Linked DNA regions of Homo sapiens: region 1 is linked to region 2. Evidence: chromatin loops called from intact Hi-C (ENCODE). Cell type or tissue: ascending aorta. All regions are shown on one strand. Each heading gives the region's core, and the rest is flanking DNA. Links, peaks and the distances in the headings are about the cores only.

The links. Hi-C counts contacts between places; a loop is a spot of excess contacts. Peaks named below come from ENCODE experiments on the same cell type or tissue, not always from the same donor. Only the 100,000 strongest peaks of a DNase experiment are listed, where the experiment ranks them.
Region 1: a loop joins it to region 2, with 3 times the contacts of the local background. A loop is called at or near these places in 6 of 110 quality-filtered maps.

Annotation. Positions count from the first base shown.
Region 1 is chr7:22,251,990-22,264,273 of GRCh38, reverse strand. All of the region lies in intron 7 of RAPGEF5 (Rap guanine nucleotide exchange factor 5), which reads left to right. Among named protein-coding and RNA genes, the nearest start is that of RAPGEF5, 99 kb to the left of the region's middle. In ascending aorta, for the core only: a CTCF peak has its summit at 7,315; no DNase peak of the experiment used is centred there; H3K4me3 peaks cover 431 bases.
Region 2 is chr7:22,478,546-22,490,829 of GRCh38, reverse strand. The region is part of intron 4 of STEAP1B (STEAP family member 1B); the gene reads left to right. Among named protein-coding and RNA genes, the nearest start is that of STEAP1B, 16 kb to the left of the region's middle. RefSeq lists an enhancer at 12,282-12,284. In ascending aorta, for the core only: a CTCF peak has its summit at 1,763 (motif pointing right); a DNase peak (open chromatin) is centred at 1,779.

The DNA.
Region 1 (12,284 bases), core at 6,273-8,772, 230 kb after region 2:
CAGTTGTTCAGTATATTCCAGTAACTCTATAATCCAATAGGTTTATATGACTGGAGGTCTGGCTGTAGGACATAATCAGAGATGCATGTAAAGATTAAGATAGAAGAATATCTGTTGCATTTTTTTTAACAGAAAGTAGAAACAATCCTTAATTCCTTATGATAAGGAAATAATAAAATTGGTATATCAGTACATTGGAATATTAAACAGCTTTTAAAATGATGTTTGGGAGAATTAATATAGTAATTTTTTCAGTGAATAAAGTTGTATACAGTAGCATGTATTCTCTTTTTCATGATAAAAATAACTATTTTTTCTTGCTATCATAGTAGAACATGCTCATTGAAAAAAACTTTTATAATACAGGAATGAATGAAGAAGAAATTTGAAAGTTATATATCATCTCACCAATCTAACCACTAATACTCATTTTATTTCCAAACATTTTTTAATTTTTAATTTTAATTTTAATTCTTTGTATTTTGGCTATTTCCAATTATTTTTTTCTTTTTTCTTTTTCTTTTTTTTTGTTTTTTGTTTTTTTGAGATGGAGTCTCGCTCTGTCGCCCAGAATGGAGTGCAGTGGCGCAATTTCGGCTCACTGCAACCTCTGCCTCCCAGGTTCAAACAATTCTCCTGCTTCAGCCTCCCTAGTAGCTGGGAATACAGGCATGTACCACCACACCCGGCTAATTTTTGTATTTTTAGTAGAGACAGTGTTTCGCCATGTTGGCCAGGTTGGTTTTGAACTCTTGACCTCAGGTGATCCACCCGTCTCTGTCTCCCAAACTGCTGGGATTATAGGCGTAAGCCACCACACCCAGCCACCAAATTTTTAAAATTAATATGCAGATATGATATATTATATATTAATATGCTGCTGATTTAATAAAAGGATCATCTTATATGTGCTCTTTTGAGATAACTTTAGATTTGCACACAATTGTAATAAATAATACAGACAGATCCAGAGTATCTTTTATGCAAATTACCCCAATGATAACATTTTGCAAAACTACAGTATGGTATCACAACCAGAACATTAACATTTTCATCAACACAGCGATCCCTCATGTTGCTCCTTTATAGCTACACTGACTTTCCACTACCTCTTTTCTCTTCTTAATTCCTGGCAATCACTAATCTGTTCTCTATTTCTGTCATTTCAAAAATATTATATAAATAGAATCAGACAGTATGTAACCTATTGAAATGGGCTCTTTTCACATGGCATGATTTTCTGAAGCTTCATTCAGGTTGTTGGATATATCAATAGCTTTTTCCTTGTTTTTGTTTGTTTGTTTGTTTTGAGACAGGGTCTCACTCTGTCACCCAGGCTGCAGTGCAGTGGCACGATACCGGCTCACTACAGCCTTGACCAAGGAAGTCTAAAGCAATCTTCCCACCTCAGTCTCCTGAGTGGCTGGGACTACAGATGCACACCAGTACACCTAGCTAATTTTGTTTATTTTTTGTAGAGACAAGGTCTCACTACGTTGCTCAGGCTGAGTGCTTTCTTTTTCATTGCTGAATAGTGTTCCGTGGCATGAATGTACCATAATACTTTTAACCATCCACCAATTGAAGGACATCTGGGTTGTTTCCAGTTCTTTGGCTATTTTGAATGAAGCTACTACAAACATTCCTATTTAGGGTTTTTTGTATATGTGAGCCTATCTTCATTTCTCTGGAATAAATACTCAGGAGTACAATTGCTGTGTTCTATGTTTATGTTTAGTTTTTTGAGAAACAGCTAAACTATCTTTCACAGTAGCTGTGCCATTTTTACATTCTCACTAGCCATGTGTAAGTGCTCCAAAGTCTCTCAGATTCCCTGCGTCCTTGCCAGCATTTGGTATCATTATTATTATTATTTTTAATTTTAGCCATTCTGATAGGCGTATAGTGATACCTTTTCGTCATTTTTATTTGCGTTTCCCTGATGGCTAATGATGTTGATCTTCTCAAGTGCTTATTTGCCATCTGGATGTTGTTTTTGGTGAATTGTTTGTTGATGCCTTTTGCCCATTTTTTAATTGAATTGCTTTTTTTTTGTTTTTTATAGTTGAGTTTTGAGAGTTCTTTATGTATTCTAGGTAGTAGTCCTTTGTTGATAAGGACTGGTTGGCAAATATTTTCTTCTAGTCTGTAGCTTGTCTTTTTCATCCTCTCAACGAGTCTTTCACAGATCAAAGGGTTTTAATTTTGATAAAGTCCAATTTATTAATTTTTAATGAGTCTTTTAATGCTTTGGGGTTAAATCAAAGAACTATTTACCTAGCTCTAGAGTCCAATTATTTTCTATGCCTTTTCTTCCCCTGAAAGTTTTAGTTTTATGTTTTACATTTAAGTCCATGATCACTTTTGAGTTAGTTTTGATATAAGGTATGAGACTTAGGTCAAGTTTCTCTTTTTTTTTTTGGCCTATGAATGTTCAGTCACCTCAGCACCATTTGTTGGAAAGACCATCTTTCCTTTTGCACCTTTGTCAAAAGTCATGTGGGCGTATTTGTATGGGAGTATTTCTGAGTTCTTTGTTCTGTTCCATTGAACAGATTCCATTGGTATCCATCAATACTACAATATTGATTACTGTAGCTATATGTAAAATCCATTTTTATAGGATTAATATTATCGTTATTATTTTTGAGACAGGGTCTCACTCTGTTGCCTAGGCCGGAGTGCAGTGGCGCAGTCACAGCTCACAGCTCACTGCTCACTGCAGCTTTGACCTCCCAGGCTCAAGCAGTCTTCCTACTTCAGCTTCCTGAGTAGCTGGGGCTACATGCAGGCATGTGCCACCACACCTACCTAATTTTTTTTATTTTTTTATTTTTGGTAGAGAGGGGTTTTGCTTTGTTGTTCAGGCTGGTCTTAAACTCCTGAGCTCAAGGTACGTGGTGATCCTCTCACCTTGGCTTCCTGCACCCAGCCTAAATTTTATATCAGTAATATAGTTTTACATCATTTTTATTAATTGTATATACTAGCAGTTTAATTCTCGGTTGTACATTTAGGTTTTTAGTTTTTTTTCCATTGTAAATAATAATAGAAGAACCTGAATGTATATTTTTGTATATATCTCTTTGTGCCCTTTTCCAATTATTTCCTCATAATAAATTACTAAATGTGGAATAGCTAGCTGTGGACAGCGTTAAGGTTTTGTTTTTCACGTTTAGGACTTTAAGTCCTCTGGAATTAATTTTATGTATATGGTGTGATGTGGAAATCAAAATGTTTTCCTTATGTTAAGCCAGTTACCCTATTAGCATTCATTGAATTCTTTGCTCACTGATCTATAATGCTTACTCCATTATATATGAAGTTTATATATATGCTGTGCTTGGATTTATTTCTGGTCTCTGTGTTCCACTGATCTATTTACCTTTCCTTGTGCCTACACTATCCTGTTTTAATTACCAATGCTTTATAATAAGACTTCAGGGGAGAGTGGGGCATTGGGTGGGTAAGGCAAGTCTCTTCTTACTTTTCTTGTTCTCTTCAAAGTTTTAATTTGTCAAGTTCCATGAAAGTCTCTATAGGGATTTTTTAAATGTGTATTTACCTTATAGATTATTATATAAATCAGATATTTTTGAGATAATGTGTTTCTATCAATGAATATAGGGTATCTTTCCCTGTACAAGTCGACATTTTTGTTTGATGTATTTTTAGGTACCTTGTAGTTTTGATTACTGTTGTAAATGAACTATTTTTTGTAATATCTTTTTTTTTTTTTTTACTGGTCCTAATTTCTGCATTGTGTGATGGTTCCTCAGTCTTTTTCTTTAATGAAATTTCTCTTTTTTTTTGATAGACTTTATTTTTTAGAGCAGTTTTAGGTTCATAGCAAAATTGAATACAAAGTGCAGAGAGTTGCTTTATACCTCCTGCCCCACACATGTACAGTCTCTCCACTATCAGCATCCCACTCTGGTTTGGAATGTTACGTTTTTTACAATAACGGAACCTCCATTGACATGTGGTTATCACCCAAAGTCCATAGTTTAGGGCTCACTCTTGATGTTGTACATTCTATGGGTTTGGAGAAATGTATAATGACATGTATCCACCATTATAGTGTCATACAGAGTAGTTTTACTGCCCTAAAAAATCCTGTGTGCTCCACTTATTCAACTCTATGTTCCTCTAACCCACTACAACCATTAATTTTTTTTTTTTTTGAGACGGAGTTTTTGCTCTTGTTGCCCAGACTGAAGTGAGTGCAGTGGCACGATCTCCACTCACTGCAACCTCTGCCTTCCGATTTCAAACGATTCTCCTGCCTCAGCCTCCCAAGTAGCTGGGATTACAGGCACCTGCCACCACACCCGGGTAATTTTTGTATTTTCAGTAGACGGGGTTTCACCATGTTGGGCTGGGCGTGGTGGCTCACGCCTGTAATCCTAGCGCTTTGGGAGGCCAAGGTGGGTGGATCACGAGGTCAGGAGTTCGAGACAACCATTAATCTTTTTACTCTCTCCGTAGTTGTTGTCTTTTCCATAATGTCATATGGTTGGAATCGTACAATACGTAGCCTTTTCAGACTGGCTTCTTTCACTTAGTAATATGCATTCAGAATCTTTTCACGGTTTCAGAGCTCCTTGGTTTTTAGTGCTGCATAATATTCCACTGTCTGGATGAACCAGTTTATCCATTTACTTACTGAAAGACATCTTGGTTGTTTTCAAGTTTTGGCAATTATGAATAAAGCTTTGGATATGCAGATTTTTGTGTGAATGTAAATTTTCATCTCTTTTGGGTAAGTACCAAGGAGTTTGATTGCTAGATCATGTGTTAAGAGTATGTTAAATTTTATTAGAAACTACCAAGTTGTCTTCCAAAGTGGCTATACTATTTTGCATTCTTACCAGCATAATTGAGAGGTCCTCTTGCTCCACATCCTCACCAGCATTTGATGTAGTCAGTGTTCTAGATTTTGGCCATTCTAGTAGGCCCTTTTAATAGATGTGTAGTGATATCTCTTTGTTTTCATTCACAATTCCCTAATGACATATGATGTTGAGCATCTTTTCATGTGCTTATTGTATGTCTTCTTCGTTGAGGTATGTGTTCAGGTCTTTTGCTCATTTTTTAATTGGTATGTTTTCTTATTGTTGAGTTTGAGTTCTTTGTATATTTTGGATAACAGTTCTTTATCAGATATGTCTTTTGTAAAATATTTTCTCTCCATAGCTTGCCTTTTTATTTTCTTAAGTGTCTTTGCAAAACAGAAATGTTTTTATTTTAATGAAGTCTAGCTTATCAATTTTTTCTCGCATGAGTCATGCCTTCGGTTTTATATTTACAAAGTCATCACCAAATCTAAGGTCATCTAGATTTTCTCCTATGTTATAGTCTAGGAGTTTTATAATTTCACATTTTACATGTAGGTCTGGGGCCCATTTTGAGTTCATTTTCAAGGGTGTAATGTCTGTGTCTAGGTTCTATTTTTATTTTATTTTATCTTTTGCATGTGGATATCCAGTTGTTTCTGAACCACTTGTTGAAAAGACAGTCTTTTCCCTATTATATTGCCTTTGCTCCTTGTCAAAGATCAATTGACTATATTTGGGTCTATTTATGGGCTCTCTATTCTGTTCCATTGATCTATTTGTCTATTCTTTTTTTTTTTTTTTTTTTTTTTTTGAGACGGAGTTTCGCTCTTGTTGCCCAGGCTGGAGTGCAATGGCGCGATCTTGGCTCACCACAACCTCTGCCTCCCCGGTTCAAGTGATTCTCCTGCCTCAGCCTCCTGAGTAGCTGGGATTGCAGGCATGCAGGTGCCACCATGCCCAGCTAATTTTGTATTTTTAGTAGAGACAGGGTTTCTCCATGTTGGTCAGGCTGGTCTCGAACTCCCAACCTCAGGTGATTTGCCTGCCTCGGCCTCCCAAAGTGCTGGGATTACAGGCGTGAGCCACCGTACCTGGCCTGTTTGTCTATTCTTTCAACAATACCACACTGTCTTGATTGCTGTACCTTTACGTTAAGTATTGAAATTGGGTAGTGTCTGCCTTCCAACTTTGTTCTTCGCTTTCAATCTTGTGTTGACTATTCTCAGTTTTTTCTCTCTCCATAAAAACTTCAGAATCAGTTTATCTGTATCTACATCTATTATCTCTTCTAGTTGGCTCTTTTTTTGTTGTATGAGAATTTTCGATTTTGTGTCCCTTAAAATTGTTGAACTCCAATGAGTTCTAATAGCTTCCTTAAAAATTATCTTGGATTTTCCACATGGACAAATTCATCATCTGTCAATGATGACTGTTTTGTCTATGTTTACCAATGCATATAATTCCTTTTTTCCCATATTATAATATTTCATTAGAGCCTTGCAGTATAAGTTTGAATAATATCAATGATAGTTGTCATTCTTATTTTGCCCCTGACTTTAATTAAATATAATGTTTTCTGATTAGAAGAGCAATATAAATGAAGAAGATTGTATTAGGAAAAAACAAAGACATTTCTTTCTTACAACCCCTCCCCACCCTGAACTACAATACATTTGGGAAACAATCTAGGGGTAAAAATAACCAACAAGATATATATTACTGTATTCAAAGAATTCAAATATGGAAATATTAGAGATACCTGACTGATTCACTGTGCATTCTCAATGCTTGAGTTGGCATTGAGTGTGGATGTGAAGGAACAATGGCAAGGTACAAAAGAGCCTAAGTCATAGGTATTGTATTCATTTGTTCCTTTATCAAACCCTAGCTGGGCACAAACTATAAGCTGAATGCAGTGTAAGACACAGGATACAATAGTGAGCAAGGACAAGTATGGCCCCTGCTGTTTTAAAATCATAGCATATGTTTCATAAATAGAATGCATTAATGAGTCAGTGACTGTCAGAGAAAGGTAAACTTCTTATTGTGATTTTAGGAGGTGATCAAACGCAGAACCATTAAGCATGGCCTTAATTAAGTAGAGTTCCAGCTGCAGAATGGTGTTTTCTATGTATGCTTCTTATTTTTAAAACTATTGAATACTTTTTAAAGGAGAAGAAAAATAAGCTAATATACATCAAATAAAAAAGTATTTAAAATGATAGCTGGCACATCTGGAGCTTGACAGAAGGAATTGATTACCCTACTATCTTATGTCTTGTAGTAAAACTGTTAATTAGGGCACAGGTGGTCCTGCCGGATTTCTGTCTAACTGCAAGAGGTTATTAAAATGAGCATTAATGTAAAAAATTTTTAGTTTCAGCCCACTGTACAAACAGAAATAAAAGTAACTGCCAATCAGTGTAGGTTTTATGAATAATTAAAGGCTGTAAGCTTAGTAAAAAATCTATTTGTTGTAATTTTCTAAAAGGCCATTAGGATGTGCCTTTGAACAGTTTTCTACCCTAAGAGCGAACCTTAGTGGATGTGAATAGCATTTTAAGGCTTCATAAGATTTGCAGAAATTTGCACAGATATCCTTGCACTTCTTTCTCGTTGTTGGATTGCTTATTCTCCTGCTAATGTTGGCTCATTAGTGTCTTGGGAGATGTGTTACTTCCCTTTTCCAGGGAATCCAAAGCACTTTTAGCTCTCATTATCTTTAGATCATATGAAATTTGTGCCATGGTGGGCTTCTATTTCTGGAAAGCCAGAAATCTCATAGTGGTAAATCTCCTTGGCAGTGTTTAAATTTCACTCTCTGTCCTTAGCCCATAGCTAGTTAAGTGTTTTAAAACTAAAGTATCTGGGATTTTAAAGTTTGAAAAGGAAAGAAGGACCTCCAGGCTCTGTTTTATTTTTGTCATTACGTGTCTTTGCGACCTCGGCTTTGTGATTTCAATTTGTATCTTGCAGGGGCTGGCGTAAAATTTGGTAACCTCAGTGATTCCTTCCAGCTCTAATATTTAAAAATCCTGTTCTAACAATGTTTTCACTTTTTACATTCATTCACCTCAGTCACAACCTTGGGACTATTTTATTCAGGATTATTTTAGGTGCATGTGACAGAAAAACTAACTGAAAACCAAAAAGGGAATTTTTTGCCTCAAGGACTCTGTAGAGTTTAACAGTCTCAGCGAGGGATTGTCCTGATAGCCCCAAAAGAAGCTTTGCTAAGCGATCTTGTTGGAAGGATGAAGTGCCCACCTCTGGAGCAGCAGGAGAATGGCAGGGGGAAGTAGACAGGTCAAGTCAACCCCACACAAGCAAAATACATGGCTCTACAAAGAACACCAGCAGAGGGGAGAATGGCTGCTGGGCAGGCAAGAGTAATGTGATCACCCCAGAAGGAATTGTTTGCACTGTCTCAATCACAAGATTTAGAGAGGAGGTGCCACCCTGAGACTCACACAGGCTAGAAAGTCTGCAGGCAGAATGCAGACTCAGGTTTTCCAACACCTGGTCTCTGGCATTTCCAGCCACACTCCCACTCTTGATTAGTAATTTTCAAGATAATGAGAGTAAATATGTAACTTGTGAAAAGGCATTCTTATTCTGCTTTTGTTCCTGGAAATTGAAAGGAATGAATTGAAAACTCATAAACTCTTCAAGTTGTGGGTAATAACATTTTTTCTCTCTTTCTAGGATAAACCAGCCAGGAATTCAGGTTAAAGTGTTCTTCATGTACCAAAATATTTTACTAAGATATTACAATATATATGATATATCAAAGTGTATAAAATGGTTTAGCCTATTGTGTTTTTGGTTTTGGTTTTGGTTTTGTTTTGAGACAGTCTCATTCTGTCACCCAGGCTGGGGTGCAGTGGTGTGATCATGGCTCACTGCAATCTACCTCCCAGAGTCAGGTGATCCTCCCACCTCAGCCTCCCAAGTCACTGGGACTACAGTCATGTGCCACCATGCCCAGATAATTTTTAATTTTTTTTTTGGTAGAAATAGGGTCTTGCTATGTTGCCCAGGCTGGTCTCAAGCTCCTGGGCTCAAGCAGTCCTCCCGCCTTGACCTCTCAAAGTGCTGGGATTACAGATGTGAGCCATGGTGCCCAGCTAGCTTATTGTGTTTAGCTTTTAAAAACATTATTATTTTTAAGAGGCTAGAACGGATAAGAGAGAAGCCAATGTTTTACGTTAAATTGTTTTTTCTAAGATCATATAGGATACATCTTTGATTCCTATGTTCAAAGAATGTATCCTATATGACCTTATAATCCTGTATTCAAGCTTAAATAGGCATTTGGGGTGGGCATATGGTTTCAACAACCTGCTAACTCTTATTTGCCATGACAGTGAACTCCAGGTAAAACATTCAAGTAGGAAACCCCAGGATCTGGTAATCAAGGTGGACCTGTTAGACTCGGGGTCCCCAATCTCTGGTCGATGGTTTGGTGCCTGTCCGTGGCATATTGGGAACTGGGCTGCACAGTAGGAGGTGAGTGGCAGCAAGCAAGCATTACCCGCTGAGTTCCACCACCTGTCAGATCAGTGGCAGCATTCGATTTTCACAGGTGCGCGACCCCTGTTGTGAACTGCACATGCAAGGGATCTAGGTTGCGTGCTCCTTATGATAATCTAGTGCCTGATGATCTGAGGTGGAACAATTTTATCCCAAAACCATCCCATCTCCCCCTTCCTCTCCAAGTCCATGGAAAAATTGTCTTCCGTGAAACTGGTCCCTGGTGCCAGAAAGGTTGAGGACTGCTCTATGAGACAATCTGAGGGGTTTGATTTTTTTTTTTTTTTTTTTTTTGAGACGGAGTTTTGCTCTTGTCACCCAGGCTGGAGTGCAATGGCGCGATCTCAGCTCACTGCAACCTCTGCCTCCTGAGTTCAAGCGATTCTCCTGCCTCAGCCTCCCAAGTAACTGGGATTACAGGCATGTGTCACCACACCTGGCTAATTTTTTTTTTTCAGTAGAGACGGGGTTTCTCCACCTTGGTCAGGCTGGTCTCAAACATCCCACCTCAGGTGATCCGCCCGCCTCGTCCTCCCAAAGCGCTGGGATTACAGGTGTAAGCCACCATGCCCGGCCTTTTTTTTTTTTCTTTTGATTACCCTTTGTCTAAAGTCCCAGCTTTCCAGATCTACTGTGAGTAACAATCACATCACCAGTAACACGATTTTGGAAAACTTAGAGGTTTTAAGCCCCCTTTTCAAGTATATGTATGTAATATTGGGAGCAGTCACATGTTAGCAGGACTCACCATGCGAGGCATTTGTGAGGTTTGAAACTGGACACCAGTGAAAAGGCATATTCTACTTTGGAGCAGAATATTCCAAAGACAAGATATTCATATTGCTTTGTCACAAGAAATGAAATTGATGATAGAATATTTTTAACAGTATAAATAAGGCTTTCCCTTTTTCATGTGTAGAAGAAAAAAATAACCTTTATACCTGTGGAATAGCTTCTGCTTTTATGGTCTTATAAATTTTTACTTTTTATTTTTAGTTGACAGGTTCTTCTTTTAACGTAGCACCATATTAGACTTTACCTTGATCCTTTGGTAAATACATAGCTAATATTTAGGAGAATGCATGACAAATGGGATTTTAGAATGGATGTTAGTAATAAAATTAGGGTCAGCAAAGACAGGCTGACTTGCTTAATATAATTATTGTCATCTCAGATTTCCTTTACCTTTCTGATAATATGTGTTTAATTTTTTTGGAAGAAATTTAAGTTATCTTAAAAAGCTATAGAGATATTATTTTGAATGCTCTCCTTTTGATCTTCTTTCCATCTAATTGCTGAGTGTTCTAATAAAGAGTGTTTACGCTAAAAAATGCTACGTTATAAGAGGAGTCTGTTGGCTGTATTTAAGTAATTAAAAGTTTATGCTTATTTTTTGGTGGTATTTTCAACCACGTACATTTCCCAAGACTTTCACAGCCTCTCAAAGGATGGACCAGGATCCTCTCAGAATTGATTTTTCCAGATGGTTTGTTTCTGTCCTTTTCTTTTCTTTTGCCACATCCTCGATACTGTGTCCAGCAGCGCCCATCACTCTCATTTCTGGTCAGCACAGGCCAACACCGATTGTCTGATAACCCCGCTGAATGTGTTGTTTAGCATTTGTCAGCCAAGAGGAAAGAAGTGTCATGTGTTTTCCCCTAAAATAATCAACACAACATTCTTGTCTTCCTAATTGATTGATGATTCCTAGGATGTTTTCCCCAAAAGAGAGAGCTTTGCCTAACACCATGCTGATTGTTGAAGTTTGTAAAATCTGTCTCCTTCTCCAGTGCTATAATAACTCATTGTTCTAACATTTCCAGAGATCGTTCTTCTGTCCCTGCTTGCTGACAAATTTTGTATATTCACGTCCTGTCTCCACCAGTGCATGTTCTTGTTGAGCAGTGATCAATTCAATGTTTGATGGGTTGTATCTTTCTTTTTTTTTTAAGTGAGATAAAACCATCATAAGAATCTTAAAACAGTAATTCTTAATGCATTGTAAAGTTAAAGCATATTTGAAAATGTAAAATTCTTACAATCAAGAAAGTAATAGCACTGGTAAAGCCCAGGAATAATTGAAAATGCATTCAGCAGATGCTTTGTAAATTTTTTCTAACTCTCCCACTGGGATACAAAGAAAATTGCCTTTAAAAAAAGTCCCATGACACTATCTTTTGTAATTAGAGCTATTAAGTCGAAATGATAAATAACCATTCAATGGCATACTATAAAAGAAAATAGCCCTTTTCACAGATTTCTCCTGATGAGCAGGAGATCTGAGAGTAGTGAGTATAAGAAGTTAGATTCCTTTAACCCTGAGAATTGTTTAGAATTAAGAAAATCAGAAAGCAAGGCAAGATGATTTTCTTTTTAATCCTTCAATATGGTCATGCCCATTAAGATAGTAAATGAAACAGATTTGCCAAGGAGGTGAATAATTATAACTACAGCAGCGCATACTCCAGAATCCAAGGTTTTTGAGGTCTTGGTTTTCAAAAATACTTGGGGCACTTCAGTCAAGCTGTGTAACACTTAGTAGACAAAGCTAATTGAATTGCTGTAAGTGGAAGCTTGTTCCTATTGTAGGGAATTTGATCCTGGGAAGAACTGAACACTGATGGTGCCAGTAAGGTGACGTTGCCCAGAGCAGGTTACTGTCTGGTCTTGTGTGGTCCAGGACAATGATTTTAAGCTCTTCAGAGTCCTACTTCTTCTTGCACATGTTTTATACACATTGCTAAGCCTGGAGAAACAGTTTCCTGAGACATTGAGCAGAGAGGTGGGTGTAAGGCGGGGGAGAGGCATTAAAGAGAGAATCAAGTTTTCTAGTTGAGAGCTAAGAAGCAGCTTCCAGCATTGCAGCTCCTGGGAACATGTTTTTTGTGAGGAAACTAGATGAGCATAATGAGT
Region 2 (12,284 bases), core at 461-2,960:
TTGCTTTCCTGGTAGAAATGTGTACTCCTAGTATCTTGCTGGCAAGGATGCCTCTGCCAAAAGGAAATACACACTACTTTCTTCATGAAAGAACGGGAACACTCTCAGGTAGACTATTGGCATGTAGTCTAAGTGAAATGAGCCCACCCATCATTACAACCTTACCAAATATGTAAGACGCTTCCAAGTATTGTGGATAAACACTCCTAGGTGTTGTGCATATACAAAATCATCCAGAAGTTACCCTAGAAAGGACGGTAATACAAAATAGTATGCATGTTCCAAGAGAATAATAATGTGTCATAAATAATTACAGAAGGTAGAGTTTTTTTGAGTTTGGAAAGCTCAGGAAAGGTTTCAAAAGGAAACGGATCTAACCAATGGATCATTTAGTAAACATGGACCATTTAGTAGAGTCCCACAAGAGACAGGACTAAAAATGACATATTCTAGGCCAATAGGATAGAAAAAGAGGGCTTACATAGAGGCATAATAAGTAAAATAAGGTAGGCAATTTGGAAATACACTAGAGAAAAGCTTTAAAATTCTGTATTTTATACTATAGACAATGGAGATTTTTGAGTTTTCAAGCACCAGGAAAATAGTGTTTTAATACCAAATTGAGATATAATTGTCAGTTTTTTAAAAAAAAGTTTTCTAAAAATAAAATAAAATCACTAAAATAATTTTGAAGAAAAAGATAAATCGAAAAAGATCTTTTGGATTGTTTTCAAAAAGATAGAAAACATTCTTTTGGAATAGAAATTACGCATAGCTTGGAATGGAATTAATAAAGCTCAAAGTCAGATCATGAATAGGAAGTATAGAATTCAAGCACTTCAGAGGCTGGACCATGAAAGGTAACATTATAACTAAAATAATTCAGCACTTTTATTCACATTTAGTGCTTTTTTCCTGATTATAAAATAACCCAGATATACGGATAGGAGGAATCAATATCATGAAAATGGCCATACTGCCCAAGGTAATTTATAGATTCAATGACATTCCCATCAAGCTACCAATGACTTTCTTCACAGAATTGGAAAAAACTGCTCTAAACTTCATATGGAACCAAAAAAGAGCCCGCATTGCCTTTTGAGGGCTGTGAGGGAGAGCCTGTTCCAGGTCTGTCTCCTGGCTTCTAGTGATTGCTGACAATCTTCAGCATTCCTAGATGCAATGCAGCCCCAGTCTCTGCCTTCACGGTCACATGCTGTTCACCTGTGTGCCTGTCCGTCTCTGTGTCCAAAATTCTCCTTTTTATAAGGAAACCAGTCCTGTGGGCTTGGGGCACACCCTGATGACTTCAGGTGAACTTGATCATCTGCAAAGACCCTATCTCCCAGTAAGGTCACAGTCACAGGTACTTGGGCTTATGACTTCAACATCTTTTTGGAGGACAGAATTCAACCCATAATGGTGCCCAATTATCAGACATATCAACTATGTTTCTTGAGGGTCTTATACCTTTTTCTATTGCTAAGGGGAGTCCATTTAATATAGTACTGTTTAAGTATGGTGCTTTGACCGTATTATGTTCTCTGAAAACTCATGGTCCATGAATGTTGTAACTACTAGTTACATTATTAGCTAGGACAGTGTCTTCCTTACTTGTACCAGGTAAATGAGGACTCCCAAAACAATCAATAGGAGGACAGACCCTAGGTCTTATGTTCTTTTGTGAAGTCACGTGCAGGCGATGCTGCCTCTATGGCGAGAACTCGGGTTTCTGGTTTCTCCCTGCCTGGTTTGAATCTATTCTGAACAGCAGGTGTCGCTGTTGCCTGCTCTGTGACTCTTCATTCCCAGTAAAAAGCCTTGGGTAGAAGAGAACTTATCCAAGGGTACTGCATCCGGTCTTTGCAACTCCTAGTCATTTTTATGGCTTCTTCAACAATTTGATCTACGTGGGGACTTGTCCGTGGCAAGATGTAAGACCTTCCTGGCTTATTTCTAAGAGCCTTCTCAGCCTCCACCTTCATGTGCACTGGCTCAAAGGCTAGAAAACTGAGGGCTGCATGACTGGGGTGTAAGGGACAAGGTCTGTGCGGTTCAGGTCTGCAATTGCATATGTCCCCTGACTGCTTCTGCCTGCTGGGTGCCAGTCAGCAGTGGTTTCCTCTCAAGGGGCTGTTGGAATTATCATCTGTAGTGATGTGGCTCCTGTGAAAACATGGCAGAACCTACCAAGAACTTTTGTTTCCATCTTCCCTTTTGTTAGGGCTGAGGTGTTTGTTTTAAATTCCCCACTGGGTCTGCATTTCAGAGTTGACTTTTTCACTTTGAAAGAAGGCCACAGTGCAACACAGCATGGGTGAGGATGAGGGTGGGGTCCACTTATTCAAGCCCTTCTGATTCCCACTGTCCCTGGGCACTCAGCCTCGAGGGTGACTAGGTAGGGCAAGGGCACTCGCCTTCTTCTGGCTCATAGACTGACAGATGGGAGGGAGGTATGTTGTTAAAGGTTGTGGCTCAGATGATAAAGCCCTTCCTCTTCTCCTTCCCCAAACACAGAATGCAGGGCTCCCGCAGGAAATCTGGGAAGGTATCCTCTGCCACACTGTGGGAAGGATAGGTGGGGCAGGGAAGAAGAGGAAACAGCATGTGCCCAGGCTAACAGGTCCTGGAGGCCATGTGGATGGGGCAGTTGCTCCTTGGGAGGGGGTGGAGTCAAGGGCCAGGAGAGAAGGGACTCGGAGGACTGGGACAATAGCCTGGCCACCTGTTTCAGATGTGGTTGGAGGTATGTGCAGCCACAGCAGTTTCTGGGGTGGCGTGTGGGGAGTAGTCACTTTTCAGATTCTCAACCTCACAAATGGGTTAGAATGCCAGTCACCCTTTATTATGGGGTGGATGGGGTTTTCTGGGGGCAGTCCTGATTTCAATTATTCAGAGATACAGATGCTAATATAATTTGCTCAGTTTTATATTTTACTTGTATTCTTTTCTCTTTTGGAAAGGCAATATAGTAAATCTATGTGTGGATTTTTTTTTTTCTTTTTTCTTTTTTTTTTTTTTTTTTGGGTGGAGTTTTGCTCTTGTTGCCTAGGCTGGAGTGCAATGGTGCGATCTTGGTTCATCGTAACCTCCGCCTCCCAGGTTCAAGTGATTTCCCCTGCCTCAGCCTCCAGAGTGCCTGGGATTACAGGCATGCATCACCATGCCTGGCTAATTTTATAATTTTAGTAGAGACAGGGTTTCTCCACGTTGGTCAGGCTGGTCTTGAACTCCCGACCTCAGGTGATGCACCCCCCCGCCCCCGCCATCCTCGGCGTCCTAAAATGCTGGGATTACAGGCATGAGCCAACGCGCCCGGCATGTGTTTTAATTTCTAGGCCTTTGCAAGACATTTTTTTTTCAAACAAATACTCATGTAACTGAAACCTTTTATCTAACTATCAAGTCTTGGTTTTTGTCATTAGGGTTAGACCTGTGATCATGGTGACATTTTAGAAAACTCTCCAGTGAATCAGATGTAAATTTCTGAGAGCAGAGATCATGTCCTCATCTTTATGTTTTTATTGTTTAGAAACAGGGTCTTGGTCTGTCACCCAGGCTGGAGTACAGTGGTGCGATCACAGCTCACTGCAGCCCCAAACTCCTGGGCTCAAGCGATCCTTCTGCCTTGGTCTCCTAAAGTGCTGGGATTTCAGGCATGAGCCACTGCACCTGGCTGTGTCCTCATTTTTATACCCACATGGCTGAGGAAGAAATAATGGTGACTCTGTAAATAAATGGTAGTTTCTTGTTACCAAGAAGGCTTTTCACCCTTTGTTTCCTTCCTTCCTCTATCTATGTGAAAAGACAAAGCAATACTTGTTAGGATGTCTCTTAACATTTATAGTGACAGCCTTCATCATACCCTGGCCTTTAGGGTGGGGAGTACAGCTTTACGGACACCTTCCTGGGGAAAGCACTGAGTGAGCTGAGAAGGCTGAGCCAGGAGTCCGAGAGTGTGGGATGTCATCATCCCCAGGGCAGCCTGAGTGAAGGCCCTGAAACAGGATCCACCAGGAAGGGCTAGTGGCCAGTGTGGCTAGAAAGGAAGGGAGGGAGCCCCTGAAGGACTTGCCTGAGAGGGAGTGAGGGCAGTTGACATGTGGTTTAGCAGGATGACCCCTTGGCAGGGTGAAAGGTGGGCAGGAAGGGATGTGGAGATTGCCTGAGGTAGAGGGACAGGCACAGGAGAAGATGAGAACTGGTCAGGACCAGAGGGGCTTTTCTGAAAACAAGTATCACTTCAGGAGGGAAGAATCAAGCTGTAGACTGCAGAAAAGTGAGTGGGTGAGGCCTGGAGAAGGGAGCATTTAGGAATCCCTCTGAGAGGGTTGGCATAGGAGGAAGTTTAAGGCGACAAAGCCAGGCTGGTTCAGAGGAGGTGCAAAGGAGGATGAAGTAGAAGCAAAGGCCTCAGGGCCTTGTTTGCAATAACTCTCTTAAACTGTATTCTGCCTCTGGCTTTGGTCCTTTCATGAAAGGCCAGGCAGGTTTATTTGGCCTTCCAGACACAGAACTATACTCCACAGTGCCAATGGGATGTCTGGTCCTTTCTAGTCAGTTTCCTTCAGCGGCTGTTAGAAATTAGTGTTCTGTGAACGCAAGCGACTTTCTCTCTAAACCACCTCTAAGGCAGTGCCTCTAAGCCATGACTGTACAATGAAATCACCTGGGGAGCTTCAAAAAGCAACGATGTGTGCCCTTGCCCCTGGGATTCTGCTGTAATTGGTCTGAGGTGCAGAATGGGCACTGGGATTTTTATAAGCTCTCCAGGTAATCTTAATGTGCAACCGAGTTTGAGAACCACTGAGTGTGGCAGGCTTACGTATGCCAGGCAGTATACTAATAGCTGTGTACGTGTATTATCTCATTCAGGCCTCTTAACCGGTGGTTCTTAAAGTGGAGTCCCCAAACCAGCAGCATCAGCATCCTCTGGAAACCTGTTAGAAATACAGTTCTTGGGTTCCTCTTGAATCAAACTCTGGGTTGGGCTCAGCAATCTATTTTAACAAGGGGAAGCCAGAGGCAGACTCATCTCCAGTTCAGAATCACTGACTTGAAGGAATTTCTCATGGTGGAATTTCACGCAAACTATGTAGAGAAATATACAGGCATACCTTGGACATATTGCTAGTTTGTTTCCAGGCTATTGGAATAAAGTGAGTTGCATGATTTTTTTGTTTCCCAGTGCATATAAAAGTTATATTTAGCTATTTGGGAGGCCAAGGTGAGAGAATCATTTGAAGTCAGGAGTTTGAGGCTGCAGTGAGCTATGATCATGCCACTGCACTCTAGCCTTAGCAACAGAGTGAGAACCTATCTCTAAAAAAATAAAAAAGTTGTTCATACTACACTATAGTCTATTAAGTGTACAATAACATCATGTCTAAAAAATGTACATATCTTAATTTAAAATACTTTATTGCTAAAAAAATGCTGATAATCATCTGAGCTTTCAGTGAGTCATCTTTTTGCTGGTGGAGGTCTTGCTTCAATGTTGATGGCTGCTGACTGATTAGGGTGGAGGTTGCTAAAGGCTAGGTGGCTGTGGCAATTTCTTAAAATAAGACAGTAATGAAGTTTGCCACATCAATGGGCTCTTCCTTTCAGGAAAGATTTCTCTGTGGCATGTGATGCTGTTTGATGGCATTTTACCCACAGTAGAATTTCTTTAAGAATTGGAATCAATCCTCTCAGATCCTGCTACTGCTTCATCAGCTAAGTTTATGTGATATTCTAAATCTTTTGTCATTGTAACAATCTTCACAGCGTCTTCTCCAGGAATAGATTTCATCTCAAGAAACCACTTTCTTTGATCATCTATGAAAAGCAACTCCTCACTTGTTCAAGTTTTATCATGAAATTGCAGCAACTCAGTCACAGCTTCAGGCTGTACTCAGAATTCCAGTTCTCTTGCTGCTATTTCTATACATCTGCATTGACTTTTTCCACTGAAGTCTTGAACCCCTCAAAGTCATCCATGAGGACTGGAATCAACTTCTTCTAAACTCCTATGAATGTTGATAATGTTGATTTCTTTCCACAAATCACAAATATTTTTAATGGCATCTAAAATGGTAAATCTTTCCAGAAGATTCTCAATTGACTTTGCCCAGATCCATTAAGAGGAATCATTACCTATGGCATCTCTGGCCTTATAAAATATACTTCAAAAAATAAGACTTGAAAGTTGAAATGACTCCTTGATTTATGGGCTGCAGAATGAATATGGTATTAGCAGGTGTGAAAAACAAAACAAAACAAAACATTCGTCTCCTTGCATCTCCATCTGAGCTCTTGGGTGACCAGGTGCATTGTCAATGAGGGTAATATTTTGAAAGACATCTTTATTATGAGCAGTAGGTCTCAACAGTGGGCTTAAAATGTGCAGTAAATCATGCTGTAAACAGATGTGTTGTCATCCAGGTTTTGTGCCATGTCTAGAGCACAGGCTGAGTAGATTTAGCATAATTCTGAAGGACCCCAGGATTTTCAGAATGATAAATGTGCATTCGCTTCCACTTACAGTCACCAGCTGCATTAACCCCTAACAAGAATCAGCCTGTCCTTTGTAGCTTTGGAGGCAGGCATGAACTTCTCCTAGATGGCATCTTCCAAGAGGGCTATTTTTGTCTACATTGAAATTCTGCTTAGTGTAGCCACCTGCTTCAATGATCCTAGCTAGATATTCTGAGTAACTCACTACAGCTTCTCCATCAGTACTTGCTGCTTCACCTTGCACTTCTACGTTATGGAGATGGCATTTTTTGTTAAACCTCATGAACCAACCTGGTAGCTGCCAGCTTTTCTGCAGCTTCCTCACCTCTCTCAGCTTTCACAGACCTGAAGAACTTTAGGGCCTTGCTCTGGATTAGGCTTTGGCTTAAGAGAATGTAGTGGCTAGTTTGATCTTCTAACAAACTTTGAGTGATCTTTGTTACTATTGTAACTGGGGACACCATGAATCACACCTGTATGAGACAGTGAACTTAATAAATGTTTGTTCTGACTGCTCCACCGACCAGCCATTTCGTGTCTCTCTGCCTCTCCCTATTCCAAGATCCAACACTGAAATTAGGCCAGTTAGTAACCCTAAATAGCCTCTCAGCCTTTAAGTGAAAGGCAGAGTTGTGGTATCCCAAAACAATTACGGTAGTAACATCAAAGATCACTGATGACAGATCACCATCACAGATACAATAATGATAATGAAAAATTTTGAAATATTGAATCACCAAAATGCGACAAGACATGAAGTGAGCACATGTTGTTGAGAAAATGACACTAATAGACTTGCTTGACAGAGGCTTGCCACAAACATCCAATTTGTTAAAAAAACAAAACCAAAAACAAAATGCAATACTTGTAGCAGAAAACGAGGAATGCCTGTGTTGGGGACAGAAAGGCCAGCTCAGTGCCCCTTGAGTCATGCCCATAGGCAACTTCCACGTTTCCTGTTTTTGTAATCTGAGTAAAAATGAACGTATGCCTGTACCCCTCATCCATATGTGGAATAACGATCTGTTAAACATAGCAAAACAAAACACTGGCGATTTTTTTTTTCTTTTCTAAGGTGACTTTTTCTCCCAGATGACAGAATGAGTAGGGTTAATTTTGTCCTGTATCCTCAGTGTGAGGTATAGAGTCGGTTGACATTTTTTCCTAGACAGTTTGTTCTGCTTGGAAGAAGGTGACGTGGGCCAAAACTTCTCTCCCTACCCCTTTTCCATCCTGGTGAAACAAAGACTGTCCTAGAAGCATGGAAAGAAAATGCCCCATCCAGCTCTCAGAAATACCCAGAGCAAACCAAAGTTGGTGGGATGATGTGCTGGCGGCACAGATCTGGCAGTCAATGGACAAGGTGCACCTCATTTTATTTTTGGAAGCCCTACTTACAAATCTATTCCCAGGGACCTGAGACAAGATCCAGGGATGTCTCCCCAGTTCAAAGCCACTCATAAACTGCTGTTGACTTATGAAAGGCCTGAGGATTGCTAGTAGGAGTGTGTGTAGGGTGGGGAGAGGTTGTGGATGACAGCATCCACAACTGTCAGAGCTGACCCCAGAGAGGCCCCACTCTGATTGAATATTGGCTGTCTGCAGCTTCCAGCTGCTCTCATTCTCTGGAGAATTGCCCTTGGCCAAATGGGATCCACTCACTTCCTTTGCCCATGAACAGCATCTGCCTCCCCCTATGTGCCTGGGGGGCAGATTGGCCAGTGACTGAATGGCACAGGAATACAGAACGCCAGGCTGCTGGCCCCATTGTGGGTCTACTATGGTGCACTGTACAATGCTGGGATCCTGGGCTCTGGCTGGGAGATCTCCTTAGCTCTCCTCTCTGCCTATCCTTCTTCCCAGGGCTACCAGACTTAGCAAACCAACATAACTAAATCCAGTTAAACTTCAGATAGCCAACAAAATTTTTTGTATAAATATGACCCATAAACAACTTAGGCCATACTTGTGCTAAGAATTATTCGTTGGTTATCTAAAACTTAAATTTAATAGGGCATCCTCTATTTTATCTGGCAAATCTATGTGTGCCCCTTCTCCTGAGAGCATACCCCCAGTAAATCATTGGAACACGAAGCCCAGTCTCAAGCTCTGCTTCTGGGAACCCTTTCAGAAAGTGGGAGGTGGTGGGCAGGAAAGGAAGACAGTTCGAGCCACTCAGTCCCCTTTGTTCAAAGCTACTTGGTGAGATGCCTGTACTCAGCTACCCTTGCAAGCAGGACTCTGGGAATCTGAGGACCAGACCCAGACATGGCTCTGCCTGGCCCCTGTGGGGAGCAGTCAGTTTCCAGAGAGAACACAGTGGCCACCCAGTCTCCCCAGAGCAGGATTCCGGCTTTCGTGGGTTTTACTTAATTAGGCATGAATCTTCATGGAAACACGTGCCAACAGACTTTGTTTTACTTACAGGATGCTTCCTCCCCACCCTCAAGGATTACAGGAAACCGCTGCTAATGTTACCTCATTGACTTTAGTCCTAAGAGCAATGATTTAGTTTCATTTCCTTGTCTTTCAACACAATCCTCTGGCTTTACGTGACTGTGTTCATCTGGGGAGCACCTGCAATGGCATAGCCCTCTAAGTGCACTGAAATGTAGACCTGTGATATGTCTGGCTTTATAAAGTAGACCGTTACGTGAGTCTTGTGTGTTTTACAAAATAATTCATCACAGGGCACTATTTTCTGCCATCAGATGGTGCTTTTCAAACTCTAATGTGCAAACCAACGCAGGGATCTTGTTAAAATACAGGTTCTGACTCTGTTGGACTACGGTGGGGCCTGATACTCTGCATTTCTGACAGCTCTCAGGTGATGCCAGGCATCAATACCATTCTCTTCTTGTAGAGGTAAAACCAGCCTCCAGGCTTCCCTTACAGAAGAGAAACTGGCTCTGGGGTCTGCTTTCTCTTCTGTAAGAAGAGGGCCAGCAAAAGGCCAGGGTCCTCAGGCACCCAGGGGTTAGCTAAAGGCACACAGGTAGTAATGGCAGAGCTCAGATTTGAATACAGGTAGTCTGGCTCCAGAGGTCTGTGCTCTTCACCATTAAATGTAAATGGGGAAGCTAAGGCTGGGTGGGCTGGACAGGTGTATATGTGAATTGACAGGACCTTGGGCCAAGGGACCCACAGAAACCCATAGCGGCGGTCACATCACCTGGATTCAAGGTCAGCCACTACTTGCACCAGCTTGAGGTATCACCTAAGTGGTTTACATTACTGTGAAACGAGGACATCCAGTGACCTCCCCTCACAGAGCCTTTGGATGTATCTGTGGCATTCTGCACATTGAGTGCTTAACACTGAGCCTGTTAGTGAACACCTAAGTGGTAACCATTATGAACATAACCTCAGAGACAATTGCCCTTGTACAAGCAAGGCATGCACTGTGAAAGACTCATTGTGGTCCCATGGACAGAGAGCTGGACCTGCGCCAGGCTTCTGTTTCTTGAGTATGGGGCTTAAGTGCTTCTGTTCTGGCCCTGCTGCTTCTAGAAGTCTGTGTAGGCATGCTGTAGCTGGCACCTAGTAAAGATCATGGTTTCTGACGGGAGATAGCATCATACCCTGAAGCCCAAACATAGCAGCAACAAACCCGCTGCACCTAAAGGCACATCAGCACTGGGAAAACGGAGGGAAACACCATAGCATGATTGGGATAATTGTTTGGTATAGACAGTGTGCCTGGAAAATTCAGCCTGGAGCCATTTTTCTCAATAGAGTGGATAGCTTAATGCTTTCATTACCTGCATCCTTATGGCAACTTTCCCTGTCTCTGAGCTTTTGCAGACTGAGTCTCCCTGGGGTGAGCTGTAAATTGCCATAAATTTAATCCATCTTGGCAGCCGGGCATTGTCAGTACCCACCTTGAGCGTGTGTCCTCACATTCTTGTCGCCTTTGTGGAATAACCACATCTTGATACAAGGCGCTGCCGCTCACAGACTGTGACTACAGTCTCAGAATAGTGTTGGTCCTCAGGAAGCAAATCACTTAAAGCTTTCAAAAGAAAGAAAAATGCTGTGTATGTGGGAAGACCTCACTTTTTACCTTTAGCCGAGAATGATATGTACAATTATGACCCTGTTTACGATTCTGTAGGATTTGGAACAGGATAAGGTTTGTTCTTGTTTTGTAAGTATAAAATAAGTTGTTGCTTACAACAACCAAAAAAGTAGTCATTTAAAATGCTTTTCTAGATGTCCATTCAATAACCTTCCTTTCTAGAACAACACTGTATGACAGAACTTGCTGCAGTGATGGAGATGTCCTCTGTCTGCTCTGCCCAGCAGGGTTGACACTAGCCCAGGGTGGCTCCTGAGCACTGGAAAAGTGGCTTGTGTGGGTGAGGAGAGAATCTTTAAATTTTAATTCTAATCATTTTATAATATAAAGAGCTGAGGCCAGGAGTTCAAGACTAGCCTGCCCAACATGACAAAATCCCATCTCTACTAAAAATACTGAAATCGGCTGGGCGTCGCCGGTGTGTGCCTGTAACCCCAGCTACTCAGGAGTCTGAGGCAGGAGAATCACTTAAATCCGGGAGGTGGAGGCTGCACTGGGCCAAGATCACACCACTGTACTTCAGCCTGGGTAACAGAGTGGGAGTCTATCTCAGAAAAAAAAAAAAAAAAAAAAAGCCACACATGACTAGTGGCTACTGTCTTGCACAACGCCACTCTAGGGGGAGAGAGGTTGATGCCTCAGAGCCTCAGGAGGCTTACAGTTAGTATGTGGGCAACTAGGGGAGTCTGAAGTCAGCAAGTTACACATAAAAGATTGGCCAGCCAGCAAGTTGTTTCGCCTACTTGCCTGCTCCATGGGAGGTTACTCTACAAGGATAATAATGTAATGAATAAAGTCTGTCTTCTTTTCTACTTACCTAGCAGAAAGAATTAGTTATTAGAGTTCACAGGCTATTAACGAGCTGCAAATTGTAAAATACTATGCAGCATAATGTGATTCTGTTAAGGGCAGGCAGCGAGGATTCTCGAGTGGGCAAATGCACTGCCTCCTTGCAGCGCCGGCATCACGTTTTGCCCCCTACCCCTATCTCCTTTTGTTTCTTCCATCTACCTCTCCCCCATTCCCCACCCTGGTTTATGATTCAGTCCCACCCAGCAAGCCCCAGGACTTAGTTATTTCTGGGTGGAAATGATAGTAATAATGTAGGATGGATGACTTCATTTCTCCTTGGGTGTGAAGAAATGTCTTTATTTTCTTGAAATCAAATTGCCAAGTGGAGCGGGAGTTTAATCTCGGGTGCTTTGGCAGGCAGCCTCCTAGGTACCCCACTCGGCCCTTCTCCTCCCAGGCCTGCCTCTCTGAGGGTGCAGCTGGGAGCTGGGCAAGGACCCCGGGCTGCAGGAGCACCTCCACTTGCACCGTGCACCTCTTCCTTCCACGGTTCCCCTCAGTGAGCTGTTTCCTGAAACCAGACAAAGTGAGGTGGTCTGTCCCTGAGGTAAGGGAACACAGTGGCCTGACCTCCCTCCTGCAAAGAGAAGCATTTGAGAAAACAAGACCCAAAGTAGTCGCATTTTAAGTGCTCAATGGATATATGTGGCAACTGCTACTGGACTAGACAGTGTGGAGAACGTCTCCATTACTGCAGTGATGACTCTGTCCAAGCCCCCCCCAAGTAAGATTTTTATATGTATAAATTCATTTAGTTCTTATAACACCAGTGAGTTAAGTATTCTCATTTTAGTGAAGAATACAGACCCAGAGAGGCTTAACATTAACCAAATGCCCAATGGCCAAGTTGAGGTTT